Regions from separate parts of the Homo sapiens genome. Here region 1 is linked to region 2. Evidence: chromatin loops called from intact Hi-C (ENCODE). Cell type or tissue: K562. All regions are shown on one strand.

Region 1 (2,500 bases), 430 kb after region 2:
CACGTGGATTTGTATCTTCACACTTGTGCCACTGTGCCATCTCATTGCACACCGATTGCATTTTATCCCTTTTGCCAAAGGGAGCTGCGATCAGTTGTTTTCTGTGTCCCCAGCATCTTCACAGCAGGCTTATACACAATTGAGGCTCTGTGGTGTTGGGTGTGGGTAGGTGGGTTTCAGTGCTGTCTGACATTCCCTTAGGGGAGGTTAGGTTGCATGCACTGAGGTATACTTCCAAGGGTCAGCAAGCTTGGGATCTTTAAATCAGAAAATGAGTTTCTTTGAGAGCCTACCCTTTCCTTGCTCACCACTGAGAGTGACTGTTTTTGAGAACACACTTGCAGAGTACTGAGTCTGACTTGGAGCCCTCTCTTTATAAATGGGACTGATCACAGACTCTAGGACTCAGATCTAATAAAGCCTTACAGGCCAATGAGTTTGAAACCCTAGAGGTGTGGGACATGGCAGAGTTGGAACCAGCACCATGGTCTGACTCTTGGTGCAGGGCACTGCCCATCTGTAGGTTTGCATAGATCTTTAGTCTCCTGGCCTCTTTCCTGTATACCTCACCTCCTAAGGGAGGCCAGGCTAAAGGGAAGACTAGGATTGGCTGTACATGGACAGGGAGAGCTGTCTAGCCTGGCTGACTGGCAGAGTTCAAGTTCAGTAGGAGGAAAGCCATTTAGGCTTCTCTTTTCAGTGGCTGTACGAAAAGGCAGGATGGGGGGAAGGAATTTCCGAGTGGCCTGGACACTGTGCCAAGCTCCCTCTTCCCCCTCCATGTTCATATTCCCCTACCTTGGGCCAAGGAATTTCTTGGTACTGCTGCCCCACCTTGTAGGGAAGCATTTATTGTGGCCCAAGAAGAGAATTCAGTTACTAATTTCTGCCAGGAACAGAGTCCAACTCTGGGAAGGACTAGGGAAGAGGGCAGTTCTACCCCCAGATGTCCTGGTTATTCGGCTTAGTTTCAGGTGACCGCTGACCCTTGGCACTGTGTTGGTACCTGAGAGTGTGTGGGCAGGTGAAGGATGGGGTAAGTGCGGCTGGGGTGTCCTTCTCCACCTCATTCCCCTTGACTCATTGGTAGGAGGCCATGAAAGTCCAAATACAAAGTAGGGATTTTATATTCCTATTTCACAAGGGTGAACATGAATCCCTTCCTGAATGTCATGTAGCCTCATCAGTGAGCCCTTAGGGGGTACCTGCCCGTGAAGAAGCAACTGCCGGGGGTAGGGGGTGCATGTGAGATCACCTGGTTGCACAGATGTAAAGAACCTTCGGCATTATCCAGATTAGCTCTCATTTTACAGGTGTAGAAACTGAGTCCCAGAGAGGTGAGATGGCCTGTCTAGGCTACACAGCTCTTAAAAAAAGTGGCTGAAACAGGACTGCCCTCTCCTGGCTCCCAGTTCAGAGCACCTTCCAGCATTTTCAAATGGTTCGAATTTTCTGCTCAACCACTGTTTATTTGTGCAACCTTGGGCATGTTACGTTCTGAGACTGAGCTGTTCATCTCGAATATGAATATTAAACACCTACCTTGGATTTGGAGCGTATGAATTGTATGAGTTATTAGAGAGAAGGTACAATATATCAAGTACCTGGCACACGCTAGACGCCTCTGAGGCAGTTAGTAGGGGTCGGCCACTGTGTTCATTTTCCCTGTGGATGGAAATCGTGCTGTCTCATAACTATGGGATCTTTGTCCCACCTTCTACCTCCCTTCTCAGCCTTCCTCCAGCAGGCAGGTCTGCTGCAGTGACCTCTCCTCACCTGTTGGGGCCAGCACCTGGGGAGGCAGTTGCATTCTTGGCATTCCTCTTGCTGCTAGGGGCTGAAAGAGGCGCTGGTGTGGTGGGGGAGGCACGTGGGTGAGGGGGGGGAATGGAAACCGAGAAGAAAGTGTACTTGGTCTCCCCTAACCACAGCCGCTCCTGTTTGGGAATGAGAAAGCCCTTCCTCCACTGAGGAGGCGACCAAAGAAGTGGCCGCCAGGAACTTTCATATCCTGTATCTCAAACACACTCCACATCTATGAAGTTGGTGGTATTAATCTAAGTTTCTGTGCCTGTAAAATGGGTATACTAATTGTACCCACCTCATCGGATGGTTGGAAGATCAAGACGCACGGCAGAGTGCCTAGTATGTATTATAACCTCAATGTTGGCTGCTATTGTGCGTTTTCTTTTCTGTTTTGTGTGCGTGTTTGTGGTTTTTTGTTTGTTTGAGACAGAGTCACCCTGTTGCCCAGGGTGGAGTGCAGTGTGGCATGATCTCGGTTCACTGCAACCTTGACCTCCCGGTTTCAAGCAATTCTCATGCCTCAGCCTCCCGAGTAGCTGGGATTACAGGTATGTGCCGCTATGTCTGGGCCTGGCTAATTTTTGTATTTTTAGTAGAGACGGGGTTTCACCATTTTGGCCAGGCTGGTGTCAAACTTCTTGACCTCAGGTAATCTGCCTGCCTCGGCCTCCCAAAGTGCTGGGATTACAGGCGT
Region 2 (2,500 bases):
GAAAAGAGGAGACAGACCTGGGATCAAGGCTGACTAAAGCACTTTCTTGTCTACCCTTTGCCTTCTATAGATCCCCTCTTACTACTATGATATTTTCTGTTTTGCATTGCACAAGAATAATTTACTTGGGGTGGTGGCTTTGGAGCCCTCATTGTTCCTCCCATGGAAAGGCTACACTTGATCTTTTCCAGAAAGCTGGTTCTGTCCTGTGATATGGACAGTGGGGAGCGACTGCACACTGGCTGAGGGCCTCGGGAACCCATTCCAGGAAGCTCCTGAAGGAAATGGTGGATCTCATCGGATCTATGAGTGAAAGTTCTGCAGGACCTGTAGGAGGCTCGCCTGGACAGTCTGGGCCAGTGGAAGGGCCTTGGATAGGGTTCAAGGAGGAGGGGCCCTGTGGAAGCAAGAAGGAGGCTCTGTGCTCTCTGGGGTGAATCCCATTTCTGACGGCTAACCCCAGGAGAAACTGAACAATGCCGTCTCTGGCTGGGCACTTGTGTAAATTGTTTATGCCATCCTGTGACTGTGAATGACAGTACTTTAGTCCCTTAAAACCTATGTACAAGCAGGACATGAGGGGCAGACGGGACAGAGAGGAGGACAGGAGGGGTTCATCGGTTGACTACGGGGATTTCTCAGAATCGTTATGTTGTTTGGCACAGGCCAGTACTTTCCCAGATAATGTGTCTGTGTTTTGTATGTAAATAGATCACTTATCTACTACAGGGCTATAGATTCAGCCCAGGCTGTAGCAGTTCATTCCTGGGTCAGAAACCCAGGTTGAAATTCACCAATAAAAAGATTTAATATCCAGGAAATTCCTGCGCATCTTTAGTTTTCTAGGGACAATGATAATTGGATGTGCAAGATAAAATTAAAGTGTGTTTGTCTTGAGTGAAGGGGTGAGGTTGCTGGGGAAAGGGGCCACCCTGCATCCAGTTTAAGTGGGAAAAGCAGTGTCTTCGAGTTTGCCATAGGACCACAAGGTGGCAGTGTGGAGCCAAAAGTGGGCCTGGCCTCCGCTGGGCTTGACTTGGCAGCTCCTGCCTAAGAATCAGGGTAAGGCCCTTTCTCTAGCCAAATATTGCTGAGATCCAGTGCACATTCTTTAACTCTCCTGGAGGATATGAAGCAGTAATGACTAACAGGGAAGGCTAGGAAAGTCACCCAGCCTCTTAGCTTGTGAGTCCTCAAGTTCCAAAGAGTCTTGGTCCCTCACTTGACCCGGTTCTCCTGAGATACATGGACACACACTGGGTTCTCTCTAAACCCACGGAGATTTGGCAAGGCAAAGAACAAGAGGTTTCTACTGCAAGGTGAGGAAATGAGTATAGGAATTCCTGCCCAAAAGGCAGCAAGACACATGAGTCAGTGTTTGAGGGCCCTAGTAGGACCTCAAAAAGCCACATGAGCTATAGTTACTTTACGGGTTCTGGTTTAGAATCTGGGGGCATGGGTTAGGAGGCTTCTCTGAGAGTGCCTCGGAGCCCAGCAATCTGTCCCAATTCCAGAAGCAAAGAAACCCACTGATGTTGAGCGTAAAATACCTCCTCACCCTAGCACGTCTTGGTGGCTAATAGGATGCTCGTGGAATTTTGCTGCAGTTCCCATGGTGAGCATTTGGATGCTTGCTCCTTTAGAATAAGAATTCATTGAAAACAGGTCACATTTATTATGGTCTACTGTGGTCTATATTCCTAGGTCATTGTTGGCATGTAATCCACCATCTACTGGTTGCCAATAGCAAATCAGTTTTTCTGTGTCTTATTATCAGATAATTTTGGAAAAATCTTTGTCCAGTCCATGTCCATGGAGAAACCCAGTGTGAAACAGTATGATTGTTTCTGGGAGGTACCAATGACATATAACGTGGGAGAATGTGACTTCACTGAACTGGAAGCTATGCTCCTCAAAGGGTGGTTACTCATACAGGTGACTATTTGTACCGATTTAGACAGCTCACCCTTGAAGCTCATGGAAATATGACAAACAAAAGGCCATTTTGTTTCTACGTGGCTTGCAATGACTTTGAGGATTAGTTCAATTTGTTAGCTGGCCCCAATTATTAGCTTATTGGCTCAAACTCCTCAGGAGGTGACATCAGCCTTCCTCTGTACTTATGAGGGCATCTGAGCAGTCATGTGCACTATTGAAGTTCTAACCTCTGTAAGTCACTTGGTAGGGTCACACGTTTAAATCTACTGTTAAATCTAACTGTTAAATCTAACAGCACTCTCCAAGAATGCCTTCACTTAATAAGCAATCAGGGTGGGTTCTAATGTTAACCTCCATGATATATTCACTACTGAATGTCATATTTCTGAAGCAGAGTTTATTACAGAGCTTAATCAGATGGTCTACAATCATTCTAGCCTCTGGTCTCTGGTCTCCCTGACGTCAACTCCCTGCGCCAGAGTATCACAGCAGCCTCTGAGCCCAGACACAGACAGTTCTCCAGACAGTGCCACTCTGGGCCGCCCCTCAGGCATTTATTGAG

What was found. Peaks named below come from ENCODE experiments on the same cell type or tissue, not always from the same donor. Only the 100,000 strongest peaks of a DNase experiment are listed, where the experiment ranks them.
Region 1: a loop joins it to region 2, with 3 times the contacts of the local background. A loop is called at or near these places in 5 of 110 quality-filtered maps.

The regions. Positions count from the first base shown.
Region 1 is chr1:205,671,595-205,674,094 of GRCh38, reverse strand. The region is part of intron 1 of SLC45A3 (solute carrier family 45 member 3); the gene reads left to right. Among named protein-coding and RNA genes, the nearest start is that of SLC45A3, 7.7 kb to the left of the region's middle. In K562, a CTCF peak has its summit at 1,408 (motif pointing left); DNase peaks (open chromatin) are centred at 1,376 and 1,778.
Region 2 is chr1:206,105,257-206,107,756 of GRCh38, reverse strand. AVPR1B (arginine vasopressin receptor 1B) reads left to right here. Exons shown (of 2, transcript NM_000707.5): 2 at 1-821. Among named protein-coding and RNA genes, the nearest start is that of AVPR1B, 11 kb to the left of the region's middle. In K562, a CTCF peak has its summit at 989 (motif pointing right); DNase peaks (open chromatin) are centred at 1,016 and 2,406; H3K4me3 peaks cover 159 bases; H3K27me3 peaks cover 368 bases.